Linked DNA regions of Mus musculus: region 1 is linked to region 2. A link is a loop called in an ENCODE intact Hi-C map of the cell type or tissue named here. Cell type or tissue: left cerebral cortex. All regions are shown on one strand. Each heading gives the region's core, and the rest is flanking DNA. Links, peaks and the distances in the headings are about the cores only. Region 1 holds the start of Iffo1 (intermediate filament family orphan 1). Region 2 holds the start of Vamp1 (vesicle-associated membrane protein 1).

What was found. A loop is a pair of places that touch in the nucleus more often than their neighbours do. Peaks named below come from ENCODE experiments on the same cell type or tissue, not always from the same donor. Only the 100,000 strongest peaks of a DNase experiment are listed, where the experiment ranks them.
Region 1: it touches region 2 in a loop (2.1-fold over the local background); 3 of 42 quality-filtered maps call a loop at or near these places.

What each region holds. Positions count from the first base shown.
Region 1 is chr6:125,138,410-125,153,221 of GRCm38, reverse strand. Nop2 (NOP2 nucleolar protein) reads right to left here. Exons shown (of 16, transcript NM_138747.2): 10 at 13,495-13,582; 11 at 13,276-13,416; 12 at 12,548-12,687; 13 at 12,343-12,432; 14 at 12,064-12,186; 15 at 11,720-11,948; 16 at 8,469-9,221. The coding sequence ends at 8,581. Iffo1 (intermediate filament family orphan 1) reads right to left here and starts at 7,998. Exons shown (of 9, transcript NM_001302779.1): 1 at 7,193-7,998; 2 at 3,573-3,633; 3 at 3,386-3,481; 4 at 1,697-1,837; 5 at 451-608; 6 at 60-180. The coding sequence starts at 7,965. In left cerebral cortex, for the core only: CTCF peaks have their summits at 6,510, 7,778 and 7,978; DNase peaks (open chromatin) are centred at 6,262, 6,906, 7,407, 8,020 and 2 more places; H3K4me3 peaks cover 3,831 bases; H3K27ac peaks cover 4,063 bases.
Region 2 is chr6:125,211,400-125,226,211 of GRCm38, reverse strand. Vamp1 (vesicle-associated membrane protein 1) reads right to left here and starts at 10,631. Exons shown (of 5, transcript NM_009496.3): 1 at 10,485-10,631; 2 at 7,512-7,638; 3 at 7,143-7,301; 4 at 6,575-6,626; 5 at 3,906-6,162. The coding sequence starts at 10,486. The coding sequence ends at 6,146. It overlaps Tapbpl (TAP binding protein-like), which reads left to right. Exons shown (of 7, transcript NM_145391.2): 6 at 1,262-1,348; 7 at 1,503-2,007. The coding sequence ends at 1,546. In left cerebral cortex, for the core only: CTCF peaks have their summits at 7,009, 10,367 and 10,570; DNase peaks (open chromatin) are centred at 8,127, 9,152, 9,450, 10,767 and 1 more place; H3K4me3 peaks cover 2,619 bases; H3K27ac peaks cover 1,367 bases.

The DNA of each region.
Region 1 (14,812 bases), core at 4,552-12,551, 74 kb after region 2:
GGGGTGTGGAGGACACAGGGGCAGAGCCTGAGGGGCCTAAGGCCAGGAGGGGAGGTTACCTCTCCCTGGGCCTCTGCGGCTGCCATGGCATAGCCTGAGAAATCCTCCCAAAGTAGCAAGGTCTCCTCAGTCTCCTCCCAAGTCAGGCTGTCACAGTCGTCCTCAAAATCATACTCCCTCCTAGAGACAGGGAACCCATGTGTCAAGGGCGCTGGGGCCTCTGCACAGGCTTAGGGCACTATAGGAACTCCGGCCTCGGGGGAATGGGGCACATCTGGTGGGGGCAGCTTGGATGGAGCTGGGGGCTGGCCTAAGGGACCTGATAAAAAGTCAGTTAGGGTGTGTCTGGTTGGGGACAGCTGGGATGGAGCTGGGGGTTGGCCTCAGGGACCTGGCAAGGAGTCAGGGTGTGTCTGGTGAGAGCAGCTGGGATGGAGCTGCAGGACTCACAGCTGGCTGAGCATGCGCTGCATCTCCTCGTTGATGCTGAGGGCTGTGCTCTCCTCCTCGGCACCCTCAGGCTGGCGGGGCCCATCACTCTCCGACAGGGAGGTGTCCTCCTCCACAGCAGCCTTGCGCTCCCGCTTCCGCCCCCCCATGGACGGGACCTTAATGGGAGACAAGTGTAGAGACTACAGAGGCGAGGCCGGGTGCATGAGGAAAGGGTGGGCAGGGAGGCCGCAGGGTGAGGCAGGGCCAGCAGGAAGGGGGACAGACAGAAGAGACACAGTTACATGACAGGAACAGAAACAGGCAGACACACGTGGACAGGGCAAGGCTGCGGGCGAAGAAAGGAGAAAGAGAAACGGAAGTAGACCAGTAAGATAAGGAGAGAAACGGCTTGTGGTGACCACAGGATGCTGTGTTTAACAAGGGCCAGAGAGCTGTTAAGGGCACTGGATGCTCTTCCAGAGGACCCTGGTTCAATTCCCAGCAGCCACGTGGCGGCTCAGTGCCCTCCATAACTCCAGTTCCAAGGGAATCCAATGGCCTCTTCTGGTATCCTTGGGCAGAAGGCACTCATGCGGTGCACAGACAGAATGGAAGCAAAATATCCATACACATAAAATAAATCTTTAGGAAAAGCAAAAAGTTGTGTTTATCAACTACGGAAGAACTGGGTTTGCTTTAGTTTTGAAGTCTTTCTCATTAGAGGACTCAACTGAACCCAATTCTAGCTGCGAGGAAGATGAGAGGCGTGTCTTTACTATGGGAGAGCTAGAATCACATCCAGATCTGGAAGGCCGCTGAAGGAAGAGACTAAAACGGGGGTGGGGGCGGGGAGGTGGGGGCGAAAGGGGACAAGAAACAGAAAGGAAGAAGGCATCTCTTTGGAAGGGCCCAGTGGCTCAAGACTGAGAGCGGGGTGGCTTAGACACAGGGACTGGGACAATAAGCTTGCGTGAGGTCACACTAACCAGCTTCTTCTACGGAGAAAGCAAGAGAAAAGATGAGAGGAACAGAGAGAAGAGAAGCAGACAGAGAGGGGGGAGGGGGAGATGGAGTTAGACATGGCTTCCAAAACCTCTCTCCTGAGGCTGTTCCTTGCCTCCCAGCCTAGTCCCACCAAGGGCCCCAGGTGACGAGATGTGTCCCAGGGTGAAGGGCAGCGGGACCTGAGATCCAGGCCAGCCATGATAGGAGCGTCTCTCCCTTGCCCAGCCCCGCCCGAGGGGGCGGCCAGCAGGCCTCTCACCTGGAACATCTGGATCATATCCTCACAGTTGCGCTGCTGGGCCAAGTCACAGAGCTTGGCCGTGATGTCAATGCGGCGGCAGATGTCCATGTCGACTTTCATGGCCTTTTCCTGGATCTTGGTGTCCAGCTCTGTCAGATTCTGTACCGGGAACATCAGGAGCAGTGAGGAGACACCCAGTACCCCCGCTGGAACCAATAAAACCACAGCAAAATCCTCATCCTTCCAAGTACACCACTGTCACCTCCTCCACGAAGCCCTGACCTGCTGGATGAAGCATCCCTTTTCTCAGGGGCCCATCCGACCACATTGGCGCATCCATCAGGAGCCTCATGAAACTCACACCCAGCCACATAGACCTGGGAGGGCTCCGCCTAGTCTGGGACGAGCAGGGCCTCCATTAAACCAACAACAGTTCTTTATATCCTCCTGAATGTAAATCTCCAGAGATGAAAGAGACAGCCAGGGAGTGGTGGTACATGCCTTCCATCCCAGCACTAGGGTAGCAGGCAGGGGCCGCTCTAAGAGTTCAAGGCTAGCCCGGCGGTGGTGGCGGACGCCTTTAATCCCAGCACTTGGGAGGAAGAGGCAGGTGGATTTCTGAGTTCGAGGCCAGCCTGGTCTACAAAGTGAGTTCCAGGACTGCCAGGGCTACACAGAGAAACCCTGTCTCGAAAAAAACGAACAAAAACAAAACAAAACAAGAGTTCAAGGCCAGCCTGCGCTATAGAGCAAGTTCAAGACAGCCAGGGCTGTTATACAGAGTAAGACTGCTTTGAAAAACTAGGGGGTGCCGGGCAGTGGTGGCGTACGCTTTTAATCCCAGCACTTGAGAGGCAGAGGCAGGTGGATTTCTGTCTGAGTTTGAGGCCAGCCTAGTCTACAAAGTGAGTTCCTGGACAGCCAGGGCTACACAGAGAAATCCTGTCTAGAAAAAAAAAAAAGAAAGAAAAGAAAAGAAAAAGAAGAACCAGGGGGTTTGGGGTTGGGGAGAGATAATAAATGACACTTGTCTCACTGTCTAGCAGTACACACCAGCCAGGGGCATCATCTGCTTCAAGGCGACCTTGAGATGTCCTTCCTCCTGCGCTTTTCCACATTCCACAGATGAAGCAAAGAGGTTTGGTGGGGAAGGAAGAGCTTTAAGGCCAGACAGCTATTGAGTGGCAGAATTCACACCTGGGCCTAGGCAGCCGGCTCCAGAGCTGTGCACGTTCCCATTTTGTTTTATTTTTTTATTTTATTTTTTATTTTTTTTAAGATTTATTTATTATTATTATTCATAAGTACACTGTAGCTGTCTTCAGACACACCAGAAGAGGGCATCAGATCTCATTATGGATGGTTGTGAGCCACCATGTGGTTGCTGGGATTTGAACTCAGGATCTTTGGAAGAGCAGTCAGTGCTCTTACCTGCTGAGCCATCTCACCAGCCCCCATTTTATTTTTTTAAACATAGCTGATGCTGGACTTGAACCCCTCAGCTTTCTGATGGTTCTGGCTCCACCTCCCGAGGGCTGGGATTAAGGTGTGAGCTGCCAGAGAGTCTGCTTCCGCTAATGGCTTGGACCAACCATGAGGCTGAGCCTCCTCCTTTACAACAGGGCAACAATGGAGACCGTGGGGAAGAGCAAAGCCCAGGGAGGAAGGGAAGGGGCGAGGACCAGGGGGAGGAGGGCAGGAACTCACATTACTCATGAGCCCCTTGAAGACCACCAGCTCTGCCTTCAGCTGCTCAACCTTCATGGCTAGCTCCTCTTGGCAGGCATCGGCCTCTTGGGCCTCCTACAGCCAGGAGACGGGGACATGATGTCAGTGTGGGAAAAGCCATGGGGTGGGGACAGGGATGCAGGGGCTGTGGGGTGGCTGCCCTCACCTCCTGGAGCTCAGTCACTCGCTCTTGTAGCTGTATCCGAACCGTGTATTCCTCTTCCCACCTGACAGACATTGGGAAGGGGAGAGAACACAGCCTAGAGTCCCTCCTGCCGTGACAGTGACAGCTCCTGTCCCTCCCTCCGTCTCAGGCCCAGGCTTCAGACCTCAGGTCTGGTTCCCTAGATGGGAACTGGTTGAAGCAAGAATTTACAGGCGGCCGGCCAGGGGGCAGCTGCAGCTGTTGAATGGCTCCACACTTCCTGGCAAGGGCTGAGCTCACCAACTGCCTGCCCAGAACCTCCGGACCACGTACCAAGAACTATATTTAAAAACAACTGCTACCACTTGGGCCTCTGCAGTACCCATCCCCACACCGGCCCGGTTCCGCCAGCTGTCTGGCTGGTCTCATCCCCCACCTCCTGCCCACACACCAATCCACCATGTCCCCCCTATGACCCAGTCTCCCACCTTCAGTGGCACAGATCCGGTCTCCCGCTCCTGCCCGCACAGACCAGAGCTTGTTAGGCTGTGCCCTGCCTCCTGTGAAAGCATCTGCAGGACACAGGCTGGGTCAAGAGCTGCTCAGCAGCCTGGCTGGGAGCAAAGTCCTTCCCCACCCAGCCCCTTGAAGTGAGCTCTAAGAAGGTCACAGGGCTGGCGTGATGTCCCCCCAGCAGCGTGAAAAAAGTGGGCACGGGAAGCTAGCTATTGCTGAATAACCGCACGCAGGGGAAAGGGAACCGTGAGTGGGTGAGAAGGCACGGCCAAGCTGTACAGCATCTCTCACCCAGAGCTCAGACCCACACTGTCAGCAGGCCGAAGGCACTTGCTATGGAGCAGTGACTATGGGGCGCTCGCTACCCAGGGCTAGGTGCACATTCCATCGTCATGGAGATGGAAGCTGGGGTGCTGCTTGACCATGCAGGTTCAGCACCCAAGGCAATGCCTGTGTGCGTGATCTCATCACTTCCGCCTGCACTCTGCCTGCACAGGCTTCTTCTGGCCTCAGAAAGGAGGGCAACGGAGCTGAAGAAGAAGACTCGAAATGAGACCCATGGAGAGGAGGCAGCCGAGGACAGCCTCTGCAGTCAGGAGGACTAAGCTCTCGGGCCCCTTCTCTCCTTGCTCCTGCCCCTCCCTCGCCCTCTCGGGTTCTATGACTCTCCCATGTCCAGCACCTACAGCCGCACTGCAGTGTTCCTAATAATAACTCCAGGCAGCCAGGGGAAGAGGCAGCCAGCCTAGCCACCACCCTGCAGCTGACCATGCAGCTCAGCTGTGGCCCTCCCTCACACCCTCTTATCCTGTTTCCTGCCAGCCCTGCACTCCCCCTCGCCTGCTTCTCCCTCTGTTCCAGCAGTGACAGAGTCTGATAACCTCACGTTACACGTTTTCTTACATGAGACCTTTGTCTTTGCTAGGCTCTGGTTTCTTCCTCTACAAGTATGGGATGTGGCATCCTGTGTGCCTAGAGTCTGTGAGTCTCTAGAGGAAAAGCCCATAGGATAGACAAGAGGTTACGACCCTGGCCAAGACGCGTCAGGGATGAACTTGATAAATCCCAGTGAAACACGAGCAAGTTTAAGGCAAGATGATGCTTAATGAGATGGCTCATACAGGGAAAGAAATCTGAATTATCTAGATGCCCGCAGTGGTCTCCAGCCAGGTACCGATGGGTGCAGTGTGGCCTGCATTCAAATCTCAGTTTGTTTGTTTTTTTTGCAAGGTTCCCATAACTTGGGTAGAATCTGGGCAAATTTCATAATTACTACATTTACCAAAGGCTTCGCCTGCAAATAAATCCTATATTTGAGTTGAAGGGAAAGAGCAAGGAGCATCCTTATTACTGGAAAAACTGAGCCCCAAGAAAAATATCACCCAGGCAAAGGAGCTAAAGACAGGAGCTAGGGGGTGGCGGGGCCTCCATCCCGCCCAGTTTAATAATCAAGCTCTGCATGCCATCCAGGCTAACGGAGTGGGGTGTGGGGGCACGGTGTGAGGAGCTCAGAAGGAGGGAGGGGGCACTGGGGTGGAAGGGCGAGTGTCGTGTACCATGCAATCCTAGCCGCGGGCCCTCTGCACGACCCTGTGCTGCAGTGATGAGCTAACCAGTCCCCAAGGATAACTCTTTGCTGCCCAAGACAGCTGCACCAAGGACAAACAGTCTCTGTTTTAAAAGATGGCTTGGAGAGGAGCAGCTGTTCCTAGGACTAGAGCAGAACTCCAGAACTGTCCATGCTCCACTGGCTGTTAAGCCCTTCAGGGGAGAAGGCAGGTGCGGGCAGGCCCTGGGCGGTGCCTAGAGGCTGGGATAACTAAAAACCCAAAGACATGGGCCACAGTCATGGAAGCCAGGGTGAGGATTGAACTTCAGGAAGCCTGCTGATGCATGCGATCTGGGGGATGCTAAGAGATCACCAACCCTTGAAGGTCACCCAGAGCCTACAAAGTGTTTCCAGGGCCTCCAAATAGTCCTCACACACGGCTATAACCAGATAGCGATCCCTGCCACCTTGGCCTGCACACACAGACCAGGCTATCCCCCAAAGGGTCACATTAGGTAAGACACTGGAGCCTCCAAATCTGGGCTTCCCCTCTGACCGCCACCAACTTCCTCCTCAACCAGGGCCTGGTCAGCCTTGAGAAAACTCTCTCTGCCTGTGGCCCTGTCCTGTTGCCTGGTTACCAGCCATCCAGGGAGTCCTCCTGGTAAACAGCCAGCACTCCAATGTGACATCCCTTCCTCTTAACTCTTATGTTAACCTGCTGGGGACAGGGTTCCTCTCAGAAAGCCAAACCTTCACCCTCAGAACACACAGTGCTGGTCCTGAGATAGCCGATCTGTATCTCTGTAGGGCGTGCCCATGTCCCAACTTTTTTTTTTTACTTGGTTCTGGTTGGAGATTCTTCTGATAGAGCGCCCCCACCAGCTTTATGACAGCCATCCCTTCTCCTTGTCCTAGGAGACCCCATACCCTTTCTCTCTTTTCCTGTGTGTTTTGACTGTTCCAAGCAATATCTTTAGCTTCCGGAGTCCTTGAGCCTCTTGTATGGAACCAGGGTGAGACCTGGCTTCTGGGGACATGCCTTAGAGGAGGCCCTGGGCAGGCACAGTCGCCCTTCACTACCTCCTTCCAACTTCACTTAATTTGCCTCCAGAATTAAAGCCGCATCCTTCACCCCATATGTGGAGTTTATGTCCTGAAATTGCCCCCAAGGTCTGAAGCTGGCCCGACAACCAAGACCCACAGATGCAGAGCTCTCTCGGATGTCTCCCTTTCATACCACACAACACCCCACAGTTAGCAGAGTCACGCAGACACTGCAGCCTGCATAAGACAGGGAGACATGCCAGAAGAAAGCATCAGTTCCCAGTGTTCTAGAAGGCTTCGAGCCACCAGTCTGACTTGAGAACTGTCTGTGGATTCTGGGGTCCCTGCAACCAAATCTTTCCCTGCTCCTCACTTTTCATCATCACAGGAAGTTCAACTCTTGTTAACACGATTCTTGCCCTCCGCCCCCCACCCCCCGCCCCCCACTTCTCCGTTCTAGGAACCCTCACTAACTAACTCCCTGCCCCTGTCGTGTCTGTGTGGGGCATGTCTTGAACCCTGTCCCTACCTTCGCTTGTACTCGTCCCGCTCCCGCTTCACTTTGGCCAGCACGTTGTACAGGGCACGGATCTCAGGGGTGATGGTGTCGATCTGGACGCCCACCCCGTCAGGGTGTACCCACGACAGGCCAGGCCCTTGCACCAGCGTGGGTTCCAGTCCTGGTCCAAGCCGGCGGGCGTGAGAGAAGGACCAGATGGTGCCAGGCATGAAGCGGGTCGACGAGGAGAAGGCAGTGGATGTGGAAGTGGAGGATGATGTGTGGCAGGCGGCAGAGGATGCTAAGGGTCCAGCTGGCGAGCGGGAGGGCGAGCCCAGCACCCGCGCTGATGGGGGGCACACGGCGGCCGGCCGGGAGCTCAGGGGCAGCCCCAGGGGCCGGATCGGGCTGATGAAGCCGGTCTGTACCGCCTGGTCACGGCGGGCCAGGCCCCGCCTGCCCTGCTTACCCTCCTCTAGAGCCTGCTGCAGCTGTTTCTCCAGCAGCCGATTTCGGCGCTCTAGCTCGTGCACCTTGGCTAGGAAGCAGCGAAACCGGAGGTTCAGGGTCTTCAGTACGTTGATGTTGGAGCCTAGGTCGTTGCGGAGAGCCATGGCTGCGGGGGGCGCCGGACCAGGCCCCGGAGGCGAATAGGCAGAGGGGCCGGCCGAGGCAAGCGGAGCCGAGGCTAAGTCCCCTCCCCCGGCAAAGTGGTCACCTCCCAGAGGGTCCCCCAGCGGCCCGGCCAAGCCTTGCTGCTCCTGCTGTAGGAGGAAGAGGTTGGGACCAAATAACGGATTCATGGCTGCGCCTTCTGCCGGGAGAAGGAGACCAGTGCAGCAGAGGGTGAGGAGAAGAGCCAATGAGATGCTTGTGGGATACGAGTGACCAATCAGATAGCCCGGCAGGAGGGCAAAGGTCATAAGGGAGGGAGCAGAGGGGGCCAATGAAAGGCCCTCATTAGGGCATCAGCGCTGAACCTTTCCCGGGTCTGAGGCCCCATGAGTGGGGTCAACCCCGGCAGGAGCCAGACTAGCCCTTCCCGGGGAGCCACAGCCTAAGATTCTGACTGTAGGCACAGGACCTCTGGCTCTTTAGAGACAGTCTTCCCTACTGCCCTCTCTTCTACCTGGTACCCTGGGTCGGACTCCTTTACTTTTTCCCATGAAGACTAAGAAATGGAGGGAGAAATTTACCATTTGAATAGTCATTTGAATAGTGCACAACTGTCTCTCCCCAGAGAAACCCAGGCCCACTTTCCTACAAACCGCCAGTACCCAGTCCCCTCAAAAAACACAACAGCAACTAGGAGTGGTAATATGTATATTAAATTTCATATGTATGCACAGGGGGAGGCCAGCCTTGCATCAGGATCTAAAAGTTCCAACCCAGAGACAATGTCAAGTTTCCAAGTCCATTTAAGACAACAGAGGCTGGCTGTTGCCCTTTGTCATTGATTTCCTCCTTTTTGCTGGTGGGGGCCTGGTGGAACTGTGGGGAGACACAAAGGGGGCTGAGGGTCCCTTGGAAACAGCATCTTCTTTCAGGGGAGCAGCTCCATTAGCAGGCTGCTGTGCTAACTGCTGCTTTCCTTTCTGTTTCTTTTTGGCTTCCCCAAGGGATGGAGCACAGTCCTTAGGCCTTGGGGCAGCACGGATTTCAGAGGGAGTCGGCACAGGAGGTGTTCTCGAGTCCTCAACCCTGGAAGGGGCGCTCGGCTTTGGGACAGCAGCCTCCTTAGAGGGCTTCCACTTAGGTCCCCGCTGCTTCAGCTTCTCAGACCTCTTTCGTTTGCTGTTCACGTCAGCATTCCCAGCAGACTGACTGGGCCTGGTAGACACTTGGGCATCTGGGACAGAAGGTTCAGTGGACAAGCCTGGCCCTTTGGCGATGCCGTTCAACTTCTGGAAGGGCTTCTTGGAATGTGGCTGTCTCAGCAACTGCTGCTTTGCCTTCACAGCCCCACGGGCTTTCTTGGTGGGCTGACTACCGTTCTCAGACTTTGGGGTGACCTGATCCTTCAGGTCAGGCTCTGTAGGGGTAGCTGCTGCCGAGTTTCCTGAGGTAAAAATTAAACAGATGGCTTGATCATTAAGAAACAAGGCAGGCAGATTTCTGAGTGAGGCCAGCCTGGTCTACAAAGTGAGGTCCGGGACAGCCAGGGCTATACAGAGAAACCCTGTCTCAAAAAACAAACAAACAAAAACCAAGGCAGTTGCCAGGCAGTGGTGGTGGCACAGCCTTTAATCCCAGCAATTAGGAGGTAGGGCCAGATGGATCCGAGTTCCAGGCCAGCCTTGTCAACAGAGCCAGTCCCAGGAGAGCCAGGACTACATAGAAAAACCCGGTCTTCAAACACCAAAATCCAGGCTGGTGAGATGGCTCAGTGGGTAAGAGTACCTGACTGCTCTTCTGAAGGTCCGAAGTTCAAATCCCAGCAACCACATGGTGGCTCACAACCATCTGTAATGAGATTTGACTCCCTCTTCTGGAGTGTCTGAAGACAGCTACAGTGTATTTACATATAATAATAATAATAATAATAAAAAACCTGGCAAAAAAACAAAAAAAAACCCACCAAAATCCAAAGAAACAATAACGAAGGCCCACACCTTAGGATAGTGCCCAAAAACTGACTACTCACACTAGTTCATGGTTTTTACTGAAACTATTTGCCCCACACGTTTTAAGGGATTACTACTCTTCTTGTCAGGTTTTCAGAGGAAGCTGCTCCCTCAGGAGGGCAGTATATAACAAGACATTCTAAGGAGTAAGTCCCAGGCTCTAAAGCAAGCCTAAAGCACTTGCTCGCTTGTCCTATCTCAGACTGTCATGCAATGTGGGGAACCTAGCTAGTATCAATGAGAACATCATCAAATATGGACTTCACTTATATCAAAACTTGCTTTTTCCTGGGTTTTTCTGAGACAAGGTCTTGCTATGTAGCCTAGGTGGTCTTGGACTTACTACATAGAGACCAGCCTGGCTTCAAACTCAAAAGATGCCTTTGCCTCTTAAAATGTGCTGTTTAAGGTTTTTGCACTGTGCAGAGCACCTACCTGGCAATGTTCTAAGTCTGCAGCTACTGAAAACAAAATCAGCCGGGCGTGGTGGCGCATGCCTTTAATCCCAGCACTCGGGAGGCAGAGGCAGGCGGATTTCTGCGTTTGAGGCCAGCCTGGTCTACAGAGTGAGTTCCAGGACAGCCAGGGCTACACAGAGAAACCCTGTCTCGAAAAACCAAACCAAAAAAACCCAAAAAACAAAAACCAAGCCAGAAACTACCCACTCTACTCAGGCCCTCTTCTCCTCCCTTCCGACTAACCCAAGGCAGGCAGAGCTCTGTTTCAGAACACCCCGCCCTCCCGAGCTGCAGGCCAACAGGAGGATGCCTGAGGAAACAAATTGCACAGCCACAAGCTCCATGACCTGCCAGAGCTCTGCAGTTTGTCAATCCAGTGCAGAGATGCTGGGCCAGCAGAGCCAAGAATCAAAAGCAAGCACAGCCTGCAGTGGGAATGCACTTGGGCTCTTGGTAGAAGTATGTGACGCGTCCCCCTCAACCCGCACAGTCGAGGCTCAGGGCTCAGGAACAACTGCAGCTGAGAGGATAGGGTCTTTCCTCCAAGTGCAGTGGCTGAGGGGAACACCAAGCTCCCCTCTCCCTGCCATGCTGTACCCTCTGCTCTCCACACTGCAAAGTGTGTGTGTGTGTGTGTGGGGGGGGGGGGGGGGGGAGGACACGACATCTAGCTACTGCCAATCCAAGTGAAAACAAAAACCCAGAAGGCAGAACTGCAGGCTGATCCCAGGTGTCTGTGGTCCAGACAGTTTAACTAAAAGAGAAAAGTAGGGTGTGTGTGTGTTGTGAGGAGTAGAGCATGAAGTCCCAGTCTTATCTCAGGAGTACCTGGCAACTGATTGCAGCTGGGGGTGTAGTCAGGTTTCCTAAGGGATGGATGGGAGGCTGTCAGGTTACTCACACTCCAGTAGATGGTCCCACATCCATCCACATAGCCAACACTCAATGGACTCACTGGGAGGGAAAGTGGTGGTAGTGGGAAATTTTAAACAACATTTCTTTAAAGAGTAGCGATGGTGAGGTGAAAACAGCAGGTAATGGTGTCTGCCATCAAGCCCAAACTTGATCAGACTACGTGGTGGAAGGTGACAACTCCCAAATTATTCTGAGCTCCATGTGTTTTCTGATAGGTGTGCTGGTGCGTACGCACGCACACACACGCGTATACACACACACACACACACACGCACACGCACACGCACACGATACAACATAAGCGAGTCAGGTGGAGAGCAGAGGCCAATGGCTGAGGTTGAGCTATAGCTCTCTCACACGCATATGAACACAACTCTACCACATACATACATGTATCACACTGCATACACAACGGACACATGCATCACGCTGTACACACATGCATTCATGTATCATCACACTGCATACACATGCACCATGCTGCATATAGCACACGCGCACACACACTAAAAAGACAGAGAGCCAAGGAGGTGGTGGTAGGGAAGAGCAGAGCAGATTACCTGCATGGGGCTGGGGAATAGAATTGGAAAATTTCTTGAACTTGGCGATAAAGAAACCGTCCATATTGTGAGTGTGAGGGTAGAAGCGCCGGGTGGAACGCAGAGTGGGGTGAAAGCGCCTTGCTTGGAAGCGGGTAAAACCTTCCTGGCCGAAGTCCAGGCCGGTGGGCACCAGCCGCACATTCCTCTTCTTCAAGGCATAGTCTACCACCCACTCGTTCTCTTCCACCTGGATGTGGAAAGGACAAATAGGAAGGATGGCCGTGCAGGTGGAGCTGAGAGAGCTCTCAGAGTCCAGTGCCCTCCACAGCAGCCTCCGCCATCTGCCCCCGCAGAGGTCTCACCGTAATGGAACAGGTGCAGTAGACCAGGTAGCCTCCGGTCTTGGAGGCAGCGTTCACTGAGTCGATAGCACTGAGCAGCAGTTCCTTCTGAAGGTGGGCACAGCGCTGGATGTCTTTCTCATCCTGCCCAAGAGACCAGGAGTGAGGGACTTCATGAGACAGCCTGAGGAACGGAGCGGCTGCCTACGGGGTCTTCTCTGATCATGACACTCCAGCCCCACAAGATCAGCCAAAGCCTCTCAAGCGGCCCCAGGCCCAGGCCCAGGCCCAGGCCCTCACCTTGTTCGTCTTCACAGCAGGGTCTTTGGAGATGACTCCTGTGCCACTACAAGGAGCATCCAGTAGCACTCGATCAAAGCCCCCTACCACCTGTGGAAAGGAGCCGTCAACCTGATGCTTGCTGCAAGCAATACTTCTAATTTCATAAGGACAGCACAACACAGTGATGTCACCAAGGGCAAGCCTCAGAAAGACAAGAGCCCACCTTGGGGAACTGGCGCCCATCATAGTGGCTGATGATGGTGTTGGTGACTCCCAAGCGGTGCAGGTTGCCCACCACGCTCTTGAGCCGGTCTGCATTGGCATCGTTGGCAAGGATCACTCCTGTGTTCTTCATCAGCTGAGCTAGGGGCAGGGAGCAGGGAGTGCCAGCCAGCTCAGCAGCACTTCCTCTGCCTCACACCCACTACCTCCTCCCCAGCCCAATCCCATCCCTCCAAGGCCAACTCCTTTCTGCCCAGACAGCCAGTACTAAGTCCATCCACATGGCTTCCCCTTCTGCTAACCATCTTTCTGGTCCCCGTCTCACCCCCCACCCCCACCCCCAGTTTAGGGAGAACAAAATCAGAAGTCAACCAAGGCCAGGCACAGGTTAAATGACAGAGCTGAACTTGGAGCCTAGATTGCAGAAACTGCCCCTCCCTTTCTGCGAGGGGCATTGTGCATGCTAGGTCTGTGCACGCTAAAGCAAACTGCTCTGCCACTCTGCCACAGCCCAGCCCCCTTGCCTAACTCCCCAATTTTAAACTCCAGGTTTCTGGCTCAGTCTCCTGCTCTTCCATTTCCTAGAAGAGGCTTAGCTTCCTGTTCCAACTGCCCCTCCCTTTCTGTGAGGTGACGGCATACCAAACTGGATCACCTTTAAGGTGTCACCAATCTAGATTCTTTCTGAAGTACAGGCAGACGCCTGCACCCGGCCTGCCCTTTGCATACCTATGTAGCTGGTCTTCCCCCCAGGAGCACAGCACATGTCTAAGATCCGCTCATGCTCCTGAGGTGCCAGGGCCATGACGGGCAACATACTGGAAGCTCCCTGCAGCATATAGTGTCCAGCGAGGTACTCAGGGGTAGCGCCTGTGAAGGAGGGCCATGGTGTGACATGCTGGCAGAGGGAAGGGACAGAAGGGCTAGCTACCAGCTGGGGACACTTACCAATAGGCACTGAAGAATCATATACCACAAGTCCAGACTTTGACCACTTCCCCAGTGGATCCAGATTAACCCCACGATTGATCAGAGCCTGAGAATAAGGAGGGAGATGTCAAAACCATGATATTCTACCCCCAAGACAGCCATGCGGGAGAACCTGGTCCATTGCACTGCAGCTCCAAGCACAGCTCTCATGACAGCCAGCAGATTCACCTGGCAGATCTTGCCCCCTTATACCATCCATATGCCATCTGCCTACAGTGCGTGCGTGGAACCCAAGGCCTTGTAAAGCCTGAACAAAGGGTCGACCACTGAGCCACTCTAGCCCGTCCTCCAAGACCCTTGTTTTGACATGGGGTATAGCTATGTAGCCTGAGCGGTCTGCCTCAACTTCACAAGTGCTGGGATTAAAAATGTAAACTACCGGATCTAACCACACAGCCCAATTGGGCATCGCGTCTAGAGCTAGGATACAGGAAGAACTGCTGGGGTACCCCGACGTGTGTCAGTGGGTAGAGTGCTTGCCCAGCATGTGCGCTCACTCCCCAGCAGTGCATAAAACTAGGCACAATGGCACATGCTTGTGCCCAGTATTCCAATGGCACATGCTTGTGCCCAGCATTCCAATGGCACATGCCTGTAGCCCAGCATTCCAATGGCACATGCTTGTGCCCCAGCATTCCAGAGGCACATGCTTGTAGCCCAGCATTCCAGAGGCACATGCTTGTGCCCCAGCATTCCAGAGGCACATGCTTGTAGCCCAGCATTCCAATGGCACATGCCTGTAGCCCAGCATTCCAGAGGCAAACCCAGGAAGACCAGAAGTTCAGTGGTAACCTGTACTACAAAGCAAGCTTTAGGTCAGCCTGGCTTCATGAGACCTGCCTCAAAACCTGAAGGAAACAAAACGTTTAATCTCAGCCCCTGGAAGGTAGAGGCCGGTGATCTCTGTAAGTTCAAGGCCAGCAAGGGCTTACATAGTGAGATTGGCTCAAAAACAAAACATGAAACTACAATACGCAGGGCTGGAGATGGCTTAGCCCCGTCCCTGTGGCAGGGGTTCTGGACTGGATGCCAGCACCTAAATAGTGGCTCACAACAATCCATAGCTCCCACACACTCACACGGTGAATACTCATAAATAAAACACGTAAAATAAGCTCAGTACAACAATAAAAAACAAACAGTATGTGCACTGGCTGGTTGTGTGTGTCACCTTGACACAAGCTGGAAGTGGGGAGGGCCCACTGTACGTGGTGCCAACCCTGGGCTGGTTGGTAGTCTTGGGTTCTATAAGAAAGCAAGCCAGTAAGTAACATCC
Region 2 (14,812 bases), core at 3,966-11,965:
AAAAGACCCAAAACAGACCTTTGAGCCCAGCCCAAGTTCAGCAGGAAGCCCTTAAGACTGGAAGCACAGTCCATATGAAAACCAAACGACACAAGAGTCTACAGAAAACCTAGGGGCCTGAGGGTGTGTGCAAAAAAGGGCACGAGGCAATGATACTTAAGACGATTACATCTGCACACCCATATGACCAAGCATTGGAAAGTCAGCTTCTACACTAACTTTAATATTTTATGTGTTTGCGTGGTTTGCCTGCTGTAGTGCACCATGGGCAAGCAATGCCCATGGAGACCTGAAGAGGGCATCAGATCCCCTAGCACTGGAGGTACAGATGCTTGTCAGCCACTATGTGGCTGCTAAGACTGGAACCCAGGTCCTTTGCAAGAGCAACAAGAACTCTTGACTTCTTAGCCAACTCTCCACCCCCAATATACTCAAGAGCTTCTGAGGGTGATCTCACATATTACACCTCCCATTTATTTTTGGAAACCGGTCTTCCTGAGCAGGCTGGCCTCAAACTCCTCTGCCAAGCAGCCCTCCTACTCAGCCTCCCAAATAGCTGGGACTACAGACACCATCGCCATGTCCAGAATTCATCTTACAGATGAGTAAGCTGGCATTTGCAGACACTGAGCAGTTTGCCCCAGGTTCTCTACCAATATACAATAAAGGAGACACTATAACCAAAAGGCAAGCTGCAAGCCCTTACGTGTTTACACCCTATATCTACACACACTTCATCCCAAAGGCCACAGAATGCTGCAGTTTCAGGCAGGAAAGGATGTGCACCTCACAATGAAATATCCAAGAGCTCCAGACCTATTTGGTTGCTCGCTAGACTATGAGCTTCCCCAAAGCTTGCCTTTTGTTTTGGCTCACATCATTCCCCAGCTATTTGCTGGTAGTCACTGAGATAGCCTCATTCTCTTCTGTAAAACATTTTCAAATGTCCTGAGATAGAATAGGGTCTAGTGGGGTGTGCCTATAAACACAGCACTAGAAGGCTGTGGCAGGACTCCTAAGTTCAAAGCCAGCTTGGACATCATGAGGCCCTGTCTCAGAATAACAAAGCCCCGATGGAGTAAGAGGCAGAACAGCAACACACAAACTTGAGAGTCTTGAACAAGTGCAGTGCTGCTGCGTGGGCAGGCTCCCGTCCTTCCGTGAGGATTCACAGCACCCAGGCCAGAGCTCCCCTCCTAAGGGGAGGGGTACTGGAGGGTGAGGGCTCAGCATGTGGTCTTGTGTTCATTCTCACCCACAGAGCAGAGAGGAACCTTGGGAGTCATCTTTGCCAGCATCATCTTCCTTTCTGCGCTGTTGTTGTTTCTGGGACTTCACAGACAGCAAGGTGAGTTTGTAGATCAACCTACTCTCAGGTATCTGCCCACCCAAACCAGGGATGAAGTCCAGTGTGCTGAGTTCCAGATGTTTCTACCATACCCCCAACATCTGCTTTTGGAATTATCCCTATTGAAAACAATCTTGTTCCGTTTTTCTCTCAGCTTCTTCATCAAGGTCCACCAGGCCTATGAGGCATTCTGGGTAGCCGCCTGCCTGCCTCCGAATACAAAGTAAAGTACTCCACATCCTGGCTACTTAAAGGACCCCGTGTGAGGTGTGGGGCTGAGCTGGGCCTGAAGGTGCCAGCACATTGGGAGTGCAGTACTGGCCCTGGACTGTACAAGTCTCTGCTTTCTGTGCTATTGAGAAGAGAGCCCTGGGCTGATGAAAAGGGACAGGACAAGAGGATGGCAGAATTATCAAAGTGGAAGCTAACACCATCTATGTGAGGTATTAAGAAATCGGGGGTGGGGGCTGGTGAGATGGCTCAGTGGGTAAGAGCACCCGACTGCTCTTCCGAAGATCTGGAGTTCAAATCCCAGCAACCACATGGTGGCTCACAACCATCTGTAACGAGATCTGACTCCCTCTTCTGGAGTGTCTGAAGACAGCTACAGTGTACTTACATATAATAAATAAATAAATCTAATAAAAAAGAAAAAAAAAGAAATCGGGGGTGGGGGGACACACAGGGGAGGGTTACCTAAAAAGGGCTTTCCTTCTCAAAGGAGAAAGGGAAGGAGGAATGGGGGTGGGTCTTCATGCAGAGGTACTAGAAGGAGAGAGGGAACTGATATTGGAATGTAAAATGAGTAAATGAAAAAAAAGTCAGATGTAAAAAAATTCTCTTAGAAAAAGGATCAAAGTGAGGGAAGCGGGAGAGGCTGTGACCACTCATGAATGCCAACACTGTCAAAATAAAAACATGCTGTGACTACAGCGCACTTTCTTCTCTCTCTCCCTGTTGGTTCCAAAACATTCCTAGCTGCTCCAACTCCCAACTCGTTGTTTCAAGGTACGAAGCAGAGGCCCTGGGCTACATCTGCACCGTTACATCATCAGATATTAGGGTTCTGACCCTTCAGACAGCTGCCAGGAGTTTTGGGAGAGTTATACAACACTCCCTCAGCTGCACGAGAGCTTCCTTGTGCTCACTGCTATGAAATACCTTATGGATACAGTGCATCCGAGCCTATAAAGACCATGAATTATGATGTCTGTTATCAAAAGTAAAGTGGGGGGCTAGAGAGATAGCAACCCGTGGATAGGAGCGCTGGTAGATTTTCTACACAACCTGGATTTGGTTCCCAGAACCACATGGTAGCTCACAACCATCTGTAACTAATTCCAGGAGTCTAACGCCCTCTTCTGTCTTCCTAAAGCACCAGACATGCATGTAGTACTCACACATACATGCTAGAAAAACAGGTATATGCATAAAATAAAAACAAATGCATCTTTAAAAATATCTGTGCATGAGTGTGCCTGTGTGTATGTGTACCACACGCACCCAGATGCCTGCAGAGGTCAGACGGGGCCCTGGATCCCCTGGAACTGTAGCTACCTACAGGTGTTAGTGGCCATGTGGGTGCTGCAAACGAGACCTAGGTCCTCTGAGAGTTCTCTTTAGTAGATCTATTTATCTTACCATTTTATGTGTGTTGAGTGTTTTGTGTGCAAGTGTGTATGTACACCACCTGTGTGCCTGGTACCAGGAGAGAGTGTCAGATCCCCGGGGACACACAGAGGGCTGGGGTCGGGGTGGGAGGTTGTGATCCTCCATATAGCTGCTATAAATTGGACCCAGGTCCTCTGCAGAAGTAACAAGTGCTCTTCACTGCTGAACCAACTCTCCAGCCCTAAATTAAGATTTTAAAAATTAAGTTGTGAATGATGGTGCATGCTTTAATCCCAGCACTCAGGCAGCAGAGGCAGGGGGATCTCTCTGAGTTTGATGACAGCCTGGTCTACAGAGTACATTCCAAGGCAGCCAGGGCAACAAAGAGAAACCTTGTCTCGTGGGTGGGGGGAAGGTTTTCTGGGTTTAGAAGCTAGTTTTTGCAGACATTAGGAACAGACCAATGTCTTAAAAGGAGGTGGGGGAAGGGCTGCAGAGATGGCCCCGTGGCTGGGGCACTGGTTGCTCTGGGGAGGATCTGGATGCCAGGCACACACATGTTGTAAATACATACATGCAAACACTCACACGCATACAATAAACAGAACTAGATCTTGAAGTGAACTTGCTATTTCAGAAGAATTAGTATGGAGAATCTACTTACAAGGCAAGCACAATGGGGCACACTGGAAACCCTGTCTTGAAAAACTAAAGAAAATAGAAATGAAGCTGAAGAGGGGAACAAATCATGCATGAGGACCAAGGAGGTACGGGCTGGAAGCCTCCCCCAAGAGGTGACAAGCAGGTGGAGAGGCCTGGGAGGGGCTGAGAAAGCCTGCAGCTGTCTGCTAGCATTTGGTGCCCACTCAGCTTCCTGTCAGCACTTCCTCTCACCAGCACCTGCAAGCCTGGCTGTTTCAGGTATGAAGGCTAAGACACAGACCACTTCCGCTGCCAACACAGAGACTTTAATCTCCAGGAAGAACAAAGAATACACACATCAGCCCTTCTGGCCTAGAGCCAACATAGGACACCACCTTCCTCTCCCCCTCCCCAGCACAGCCCAAACAACAATCAAGTCAATGTTGTGGTAGGAATTTGTATTTTTCGCCTTTGTTGAGAATACATGAGATTGGTAAATATGTCACATGCCTTTGGTGGAAGTACAACTCTTACTACTATACATAAACTGTGAGACTGGGTTAGGAAAGAGACAGAGGTAATGACAGACACGATGGAAGCCCCACATCATCCCATGGCAAACAAAGAGGAGATGTGGGAAGCTTGGCTTCAACTGACTGCAAAGTCCCAGGGTTAGCTGCATATTTGCTCATGCACATGGGTGGTGGGAGGGAGAGAAGACTGCAGAGACACAGAAGGGGGTTCAGGGTGAGGTGAGATAGAAAGTAGAAGGACTAACACCCCCAGAAGAACGAATGCCAACTACACCTAAGCCTTAGATGGACAGAAACCCAGGAAATAATTCCCGTGCTGGGGCTGGGTGGGCCAACAGGGAACATACGCTCCAGGCTTGGGACACACCAAGGACAGTGTTGCTTCTTCTCCAGAGATGGCTCCCTGCACTAGGCAAAGGGAAGCCCAGAGCAGAGTGGAGACCTTCGGGGGACATTGGGAGGCTACACTGACTGCTTTCTTCCAGCTCTTCAGCCCTGCCCTGAGGCAGCACGAAGGGAAGGTGGAAAATGGGCCAAGGGAAAGGAAGGATCGATGGCTCTGCAGAACGAAAGGCTGCTGCGTGGGAAGTGGACCCCCGGCCTAGCACGGCCCTGCCTCCTCCAGTTTGTGGACCAGAGCACAGAAGGAATAGAGGTCTGAGAACATTGCCCTCCTCTTCCCACCCTGCCCTCCACCCGCCGGGCACCTGGCTTTGTCCCATGCGGGATCCTATCATGACACTAGAAGAAGCCCCCGAGACAGACTGTGCAGCTCCTATCCTCGGCTCCAACAAACACAGCATGCAAAGGGAGTGAAAGACAGGAGGCAATGCAGAATGGATGGGCACAGCGGCTGCAGGGAGAACTAACGGAAGAGTGGCAGGCAGCTGCGGATGCGAGGCCCATGCCGCACAGCAGCGCAACGGCACACCAACACAGCCTGGACCCTCCTATCCAAAACTGAGCTGCGGGATCAGTGGACTTCTCTAACTCTGGAAAGGCCCTCCTGCCTCCCCCCGTGTTACATACAGGGTAGTGTGGAGGAAAGTGTTCTGTGGCAGCCTGGGAGTCTTGCCATGCAGCTCTCATTTCTCGTGATCAACAACAAGGGAGGGACAGGCCTTTCATTAGTGAGATGGCAAGAAGCACACTCCTGAAAGCTTGTTATTTTCCAAGCCCCTGATTCCCTGAAATTATTTGGTGCCTTCATGAATAACATCAAATGCTTCAGGTGACATGAAGAGAAGCATGTGGGATGGCTTCTAGGAGAAGGTAAGAGTGTCCTGGTGTTTTTACAACCAGAAAGTACGCCTTTCCTAGGCCTACAGAGAACAAAGCGAGCGAAAGGCTGTAAAGTTCCCCACAGACACAGAAAATCCTGTACTGACATGTAAAGAGTAGCTACAAAATACAAGTCTGACTTTTTCTAAAAGGGATTTGAAGTTGGTCTTTAAACAGACCTCTGGGACCAAAGGCAGGCCTGGTATGGGAGAAAAGTTTCAAATAAGGACAACAGTTCCCAACTAATATATACATATACATGTGCATGTACATATACATGTGCATATACACATGCACTGGCAGCAAGCTACTACTTCCCAACTATTCTTGCTCCCCTCCTGCCAAAGGCCAGCCTTTCTTGGAGACACCATGGACACAAATACCCTTCTCCTCCCCTCAGCTATGCTAACTTCTCAGACACTTCACCTCTGCCATTCCCGGCCCCCTCCTTCCCTTTGGCCACAACTCTTTTAAGCTCCAGGCACACGATAAATGGGTAAGGAGGAGGTGCCAGCCGTTGTCTTCGGGTAGTGACTTCAGGACTGGACCACGAGCAGCATTTCTAGTTTTGAGGAAGGGTGCAAATGAACGCAACAGTAAAGGAAGGGTCATGGAGAAGCCTGGGCCAGGATGGAGAACGGAGGATGGAGGAGTTTGTTGAGAAAGCAAACAGAGGGGAAGAGACATGAGCTTGGGTGGCAATGGAGAACAGGGAAGGGATGGCACATTCTCAAGTAAAAAAGTAGACTGGACACAGGAACCAGCAAGTCCCAGACGGAGAAGGAAAAAAGAGACAGGAGAGAACAAGAGGGCAAGTTACAGCACATCACCAGACATTCAGGTCTCTCAGTAACAGGCACCCCAGCCCCAAGGTCTCCCTTGGACCCAAGCTAGTGGCAAACAGCTCAACCCACCTCCTCAGCAGAAGGGGCAATCTCCCACAATCCTTTGCAGGGGGGCGGCTTGTCCATCAAGGAATGTCCTTGTTTTTGCCCTTCCTCCCTCCCAAACCAGACGACGATCCCCCAGTAGCCGTCTCCATACCTCTGCAGAGCGGCCCCACTCCCCAGGCAGGCAGGCAGGCAGGCAGGCAGGGCTGGGAGAAGTCTCCAGGACCTTCCCACCTCTTCACCCCATCAGCGACCTCAGCGATACTTACTTACAATCACTACCACGATGATGGCACAGATAGCTCCCAGCATGATCATCATCTGAGGAGACAGATGGGGACAGAGCATGAGCCCTTGCACTCAGAGATGGGACCACCCACAGGCCTCTGCCTCTTGTACGGTCACAACCTCAGGAGCATAGGACCTGCAGCCTCATGTTGTTTACTTCCTGTTGCCTGTTTGTTTTTTTCTCTTGGAATTCCAATGGATGGGCAAACTTTGTGAAGTACCTGCTCAGGCTACAGAAGTTGTGGATGTTTAAATACATATACTGAGCCAGTGTATGGCTGCTGGGTGTCTGAGGAAAGAGCCAGGTGAGACTTTCTGCAGAAGATACTAAATGAGAAAGAGCTACCTCACTAGTCTAAATTCTGAGTTCCTCTACCTAGGGCTTTCTTAGTGGTTCTGTTACTCTAGCCTACCCTGGTGGCCAACACAGGTACTACATATCAAGGAGGCTTCCAGATTTCAGAGGAAAGAAAATGAGAAGTTAATGGCTCTCTTGCCTCCTGAGAGGGGAGCGAGGCAGGAAAAGCTGGAGGGGGCAGGGAATCTCACCTTGCAGTTTTTCCACCAGTACTTCCTTTTTAGCTTGGCAGCACTGCTCTCAAATTGTGATGCTCCGGCCTGCAAGGCGTCAGCCCGGTCATCCAGCTCTGACAACTTCTGGTCCCTCTCCAAGACCTTGTCCACATTCACACGCATGATGTCCACCACCTAAGGAGATTGCAGAAATAAAGACGCTGAGATTTCCCCCCTAGAGACCGAGAAAATGAATAATGCCTGGGAGATCACAAGCCAAGGCCTTTGGATCCATGGCACGCTTTGCCCCACCCCACCCCCTGAGCCTCTCCCCTATAAAAAAGAGGAAGATGGGTAAACCGATCCTTGACTTAGACACTCTCACGGAGGGTGCCAGGCGCCTACCTCCTCCACTTGTGCCTGGGTCTGCTGTAACCGCCTGTTACTGGTCATGTTGGGAGGAGGACCAGGAGGACCCCCACCAGGGGCAGCTCCTTCTGTCCCTTCAGCAGGCGGTTGAGCTGGAGCAGACCTGTGGAGAGAGGCAAACAGTACACAACGTAACTGAGACAAGAAAAGAATCCTATGCATCCTCACCTCACACCACCAAAGCAAATGCTGATTGAAAACGGAAGGCATTTTAGCTCCTCAGCCACCCCCAAGTACTGAGAGGCAAACTCAGACACATCCTCTGGCACAATGGCCATAGGGACAAATATGCCAGCCTTGACCTAGATGGAATTTGCCTGGCCACTACAAGCTCCTCACATGAAATAAGATGGGACAACCCAATCCAGGGGAAGAGAAATTTGTAGAAAACATTAAATCGTAAGGCCACGTGAATCTGAAGTGTGAATATGAAAGGGGCAAGTCGACGGTCCTGCTTGGGGCAGGGTCTGGTTCCCGGTTGGGCTTCACACTGTAGTTGGAACATCACGGCTGCTGCAAAGACAGTTTGGAGAATCACCAAAAGCAAAGTCTGTATAGGTGGAGTGAATCCAAGCCGGTTGTTCTGTTCTTGGCAGAGAAGCCAGGAGTTTCATTTAAAATGAATCTGAGACCTAAAACAATTATACTAGTCGTTCCGAAAAGCACAGACCAGAAATAAAAATGCTAGAAACAGTCCTCAGTGTACACACAGCAGACACTCTGTCCATTCATCTTCAGACTGGGCGATGTCTCAGGATAGTTACCCAGTCCCGTGTCAGATAAGGAAGCTTGAACTACACTGCTGTGAGTTCAAGTCTCTCCACCAGCACCGCTGAGGGCAAAGCGTTCCCACGGCCTTAGAAGGGAATAATCCAGAGTGGGTTTGGTTTGGTTTGGTTTGTGTTTCGGGTGTTTTGTTTTGAGATGAGGTCTCACGAAGCCCTGGGTGTCCTGGAACTCTCTATGTAGACCAGGCTAGCCTGAAATACAGATCTATCTGCCTCTGCCTCCCCATCTGCTGGGGTTAAAGCAACGGTGGGGCCTGAAGATGAACTCCTCTCTGACAGTCACCAGCTAACGAGTTCCCAGAGTTAAACCCACAGAAGCAAGGTAAAGAGAGAAAGCTAAAATTTGATGGGGAATAGAAATTTCTTAAGTGCTAAAAAAAAAAAAAATCTTTGCTAGAAAAGTCCAAGAATAAGTACAGTAAAGGTTAAGCCACCAGAAAGTTGCTAAAAAAAAAGTAAATTCCTTGATTAATTACAACAGAACCAAGATGCAGAATCTCTTTTTCCATAACTAAGGGAAATGTTCTAGACACGATGTAATAACCCCAACCGCTTCTCGGCCTTTTGGCTAAGATCAAGATGTAGAAGCCCCTCAGAAAGACTCTATTAGCAGATTACACCAGCTTCTTCCACTTAAAGGGCCGCTTTCCCATTTCCTTCCTAAACATAGAGGAATCTGCAAAGCCATGGGAGCCACAGGATCTGCACTGCTACTGAGCTAGCTAAGCAATCTAGTTCTAGACCAGAGGGAGGGATTTCAATGAGTTGGTAGCAGCTAGTGTTGGAAGGTGTCCAGGATGGTGGCACCAATGACAAGATTAAGGTCAGAGACCTCGTGATTCCCTGCTAGCCACCATGCTTTCTCAACCTCCTTCCAAACATCACACATGAAACTACCTGCAGCCAGTCAACTAAGAAGGACCCCTCCCCTCCCCTAAACATCTAGATCTATGGGCTTGTAAAAACTGCACAGAATGTTAATGCAGAGAACGGATAAAATGGCTGTGAAGCTTTGGAGAACTCACTTTATTTACTATTTGTGGCAGGTAGAAACACTCCACCCTAACCTATTCAGGGAGTTATAACCCTTATGTAATACAAAATCCTGCCCCCCTTTTGCCAATAGAGGCAACACAAGCAGAGTGTAGTGGTGCACACCTTTAATCCCAGCACTTGGAAGCCAGGGGCAGGTGGATCTCTGAGTTCAAGGCCAGCCTTGTCTATAGAGGGAATTCTGAGACAGCCAGGGGTACACAGAGAAACCCTATATGGAAAAGCCAAACAAAGAAGGGGGATAGAGAGAGCGAGGAAGAGGGAGAGAGAGAGGAAGAGGGAGAGAGAGAGGAAGAGGGAACAAACACAAATAAATCTAGCACCAGGCAAGAGATTCAGATAATAAATGAAAAGAAAGAAAATTCTTCATTGTGTGTATGTGATCCTAAAGGGAAGTTCTTAATTTATCTGGCCACAGAAGGGGATGATGCCAAAAAGAGCTAAAGGCTAAACTATGTGTTTTGGATAAAATGAAGAATTCACTGTTCTCCCTATTTCTCCTCCAATATTTATTTGGCTAGGACTTGATCACTGGAAATCGCCTTAGCATAAACAGCTGCATTAAGATTTCATACCACTGTCCCCTGAGACTTTCTGAGCTACTCGCAAGGCGCCACAGAACTAGCAAGTTAAGTTTCTGCAGCTTTGCTCACAGCCATGAGGCAGGTACATCACACTCTGGGTGAGGGGCATGCATAACGCAGAGACTGCGGGCACTCCAAGTCAAGAATGGACAGGAACACCTATAAGTCTTCCCAGAGGCTTTAAGAGTCTGTCAAACAAGAAAGGGTCTCCGAGTTTCCTGTCTGAATCTATACCTCCCCCACTTTTTCCCCTTTGGGGTTCCACGATACAAAGACAAGAGGGGAGGGTGCGGTGTACGTGGGACCCCCGCGCCCTCGCCCTGCCATGGAGTGCCAGCTGCAGTTGGTGCGGGATGGAGCGCTGCCCGCAGTCCGGGGTGGCCCGGTCTGGGGGCGGCGCGAGCTGGTGGTTCCCGGCGTCGCCGCAGCTGCTGCAATGCGCCATTTCCCGTCCCGCAGAGTCGGACACTGCGGGGGAGAGTCGGTAAAGAGGTGTCGAGGACCCTAGAGCAGAGTCAACTCACATTTTTCTGAAAGAGGAAGTGGAGGTCCGTCCCCTCTCTGGAGAATGCAACGAGACGGGCAGGGAGACACTGCGGCTGAAGCAGACGGAACTGTCGAGCGCCGCCTCACACGAAACACCCGGAACTCTAACTGCGGTGGAACTTACTGCAGGTGCAGGGCCGGCTCTCGGCTTTATTAGACATGACCACGCCTCTCGGATGATGTCAAAACCTCCAGGTCCAATCCTCGTGAGAAATGGCCTGCTAGTCCCGCCCCCACAACTACAGCAATTACCATTGTCCTCTTATTTCTATTTCTTCACTGACCAATACAAAAGTGGCTTGCTTAAAGTCCAGCTCAAACTCTGTCTCCGCCGCTGAGTTAGACCTTTTATGGTGCCTACCAGCCAATCGCTGAGCTGGAGACTGCTGTCATTCTTACCGCTCCCGCCCACAGCACCTGGCAGAAGGAAACCCAAGTGACTTAGACGCTGGAATCCAACTGGCTGCGAGGTTCAGCAGTGAATGCATATTCATGAAGTCCTTGGCCACAGGACCACCCCGTCACCATCCCTGCCTGAGACCATAAAACCCACATTCTTCATTCTTCTCTTCCCTATCACGAACTTCATCCCTAAACCTGTTAACACAGCGACTTAGTTAACCCAGCCCAGAAACCTGAACTAAAGTAGACTTCCCTATTTTATGTTTATGCTTTGTTTTGTTTTTTGAGACCTCTCTCTATAGATAGATAGATAGATAGATAGATAGATAGATAGATAGATAGATAGATATAGATATATACATATATACAGATATATAGATACACACACACATATATATGTGTGTATATATATATATATACACACATATATGTATATATATATACACACACATTATGCGTATGTATGTGTGTGTGTGTATATATATATATATATATATATATATATATATATATATACACACACACACACATATGTATATATATATTATGGTACAAGTTTCTGCCTGCATCTATGCATGCTTGGGTGCCCTTGGAGGCCAGAGGAGGGTTATTCCCTAGATGGTTTTGAGTATATGTGAGTGCTGGGAACCAAACCCTCTGCAAAAGCAATATGCTCCCTCCACCACTGAGCCATCTCTCTCCAGCCCCAGCCCTTTCCTCTTTACTCCTCCTCCAAAATCTAAGTAGAATCAATTTTTCCTTCTCAATACTTAAAGACGTTTCTTCTCTCTTCCAGTAGAATCCCTTTCCTAGACATCAGTTGTAAAATTCAACATTATTTTATGCTTCACAGCTTTAAAGGAATCTATAGCTGTGGTTGCGTTTTCCTAGCCTTAGAATTCTTATTTTACATTTAGTGGAAGCTTAGGTTTTGGATGCAGTGTAAATGTTTATATCTTAGGCATCCATGCAAAAGGAAAGAGAACATAGTAACATTAATAGGACAGTTACAACTTGACGTTCAGAGACTCTTTTCCCAGCAGAAACAGAGGCTTGTGTAGTCCAGGCTGGCTTCAAACATGAAATGTAGTCAAGAATGACCTTGAAATTCTGGTCCTCCTACTTCTGCCTCCTGAATGCTAGGACTGCAGAAGTTTACCACCATGCCCAGTTTTCTGCAGCGCTGGTCAGCGTACTCTGTTCCTTTTGCATGCTAGGCATTCACTCTGCCAACTGAGCTCCATCCCCATCCCCCAGAGACTAACTCTCAGGCAATCATGTGTTTCACTCAGATGTCCACATGTTGGTGTCCTGTGTGCAAGCGTTTACGTCTTTGGAGATGCATGCAGCATTTCATTACTGGACAGGACATACTCCTTTTCTCCCTCTGGAACTTCCTTTCAAGGGCCTGGCATTCATTCTGCAAGTTGTGACATTTTGATGTTCATGAGCAGGTATGACAAATACAGTGTGGGTAGAGCCTGACTAAGCTACAGCAAAATTTCTGCCAAATGGCAAAAGAAAGACGGAACGGAAAAGGGGGGACAATTCTAGATTCAAGCCTGTGTCCAGTCTTGTTACCGGGTACCTACCTAATTACCACAAATGCCATTCACGGCTATTTTTCTTCTCTAAACTTGTTACTTTAGATCTGACCCCTGCCCTGTTTTTTATTCTGTTGCACTTTACAATTGATGATTTTGGTTTTGATTTTGGATTTCAAGACACGGTTTCTCTGTGTAGTCCTGGGTGTTCTGGAACTCGCTTTGTAAAGCAGGCTGACTTCATACTCAGAGATCCGCCTGCCTCTGCCTCCTGAGTGCTGGGATTAAATGTGGGCATTACTGCTGCCCGCTTTTAGATCATTTTGCCTCATGGCAGGTATGACTTGGTTTGGTTTTCTGCCGTATTCCCACCTCAGCCCCCCCAGCCCCCGCCAAGTGCTGGGATGACACTGAATAGGAATTTTAAAAGTATGTTCATGAGCTGATGAGAAAGAAAACATGGACTAAAGGTCAAACAAGTGAAAGCTGACATCTGGAGAGGCAGCTGAGCATTGCTCTTGAGCGTGGTGGCCTCGTGGGGTAGCAGCATAGCATAGGAAACAGCATGATGGTCTTACTCAAAGTTCAATCCCTAACAGAAAGCCCCTACATAAAGTTGGAATCCCTATATTGGCAACTAAGGGAGTTTTTAAAGTACTGGCCCCCGCATGCTCTTCAATTGAAATTATTTACAAACTAGGTGGCTGCTGAAGCTCTCTTTGTCCTTTTAAATATTTGAATTCATAACCTTGAACTGTGTTTTTAATACTTTGCCTGAAATCCTTGTTTTATTCACTTCTGAGAGCCTTAGCATCTTTTCTTCCTAAAATCATCCTGGCAAGAATCTCCAAGTGGTCTGGCATTGACAGTGGCACCCAGCACCAGCAAGAGCAATGCAGACCTCCCTGGTAAGCTCCTCTTCAGTGGAGGCCTTGGGGAATTTCCACAGAGACAGTTCCAAGAGAAATAAATTGTGGTCATATGCTGAAAACAAATCAGGGAAGAAATGCCAAGAAACAGAGAGACAGAGACACGAATTAAGGAAATTAAAAAGCCATGCCAAGTAGTTCAACGTCTGAGTAATAAAGAATATGAAAAGGGGGAAATTGGGATGTATGGGAAAAGGAAATGTGTGGGCAGGGAATTAATTATCCTGAACTAAATGAGCTTGTCCAGACCAACTTGTGGGTTCTAGCTACCACAATGACAGAAAAAGAATAGCATTAAATTAGACACATCTTTCTGTAATCTCAGAACAGGAGAGCAAAACAGGAGGTTTTGAAATCTTTCAACAAGAGAATAAACATGGGACAGGAGGGAGAACAGCACCATCAGTGCAGGCGAATAGTGCAGCAGCGCCTAAAGAGCTTTCAGGGGCTAGAGAGGCTCGACAGGATGAGAACCGTCTGCTCTTCCAGGAGACCCAGGTTTGCTTCCCAGCTGGCAAATGGTGCCTCACAACCATTTTTAACTCCAGTTCCAGTGGATCTGGAGCCCTCACACACACACACACACACACACACACACACACACACACACACACACAAAAATAAATAAATATTTTTAACCTGGGCAAAATGATTATTAACCTAGAATTTTATATCATCTCAAATATTAATAAAGGTGAGGGGGAACCAGGGCTCTGATGTCATCTACCTGTAATTTCACCACACAGAAGAGAATGGAGAAGAGGATCACTTGAGGCTAGAAGATCAACTCCTAACAAGACCCAGTCTCAAAAAAAGGTGGAACTAAAGATGTCATTCAGATAATGTAGGGAGTCAGAAATGTTACCATCTCCCCTGTCGAAACAGTCCACTGTGTGATGGGCTCTGGAAAATAGGAGAGAGACAGGCGACAGTTCTAAGGCATGGAACGGAGGGTCGTAACAAAATGCTTGAAATGGAAACCGTACTAAGGATCAAGATACAACCTGCCCTGACTAGATTAGAAGAAGGAAGCCGGGGGTGGTGGCACACGCCTTTAATCCCAGTGCTTGGGAGGCAGAGGCAGGTGGATTTCTGAGTTCAAGTCTATAAAGTCTATTTCTGAGTTCAAGCCTGGTCTATAAAGTGAGTTCCAGGACAGCCAGGGCTAGACAGAGAAACCCTGTCTCAAAAACAAAACAAACAAAACAAAAAAACAAAAAACAAAAACAAAAGAAGGAGAAGAAGAAAGGAGAAGGAGGAGGAGGAGGAAGAGGAAGAGGAGAAGAAGAAGAAGGAAGAGGAGGAGGAGGAGGTAAGCCCTCAGTATACAGTCTTCAGGCAAGGCATTAATGCAATATCTGACATGCTTAGGCATTTGGAAACTGTCTTGGTTAGTTTTCTATTACTATGAGGAAACACCATGACCGAGGC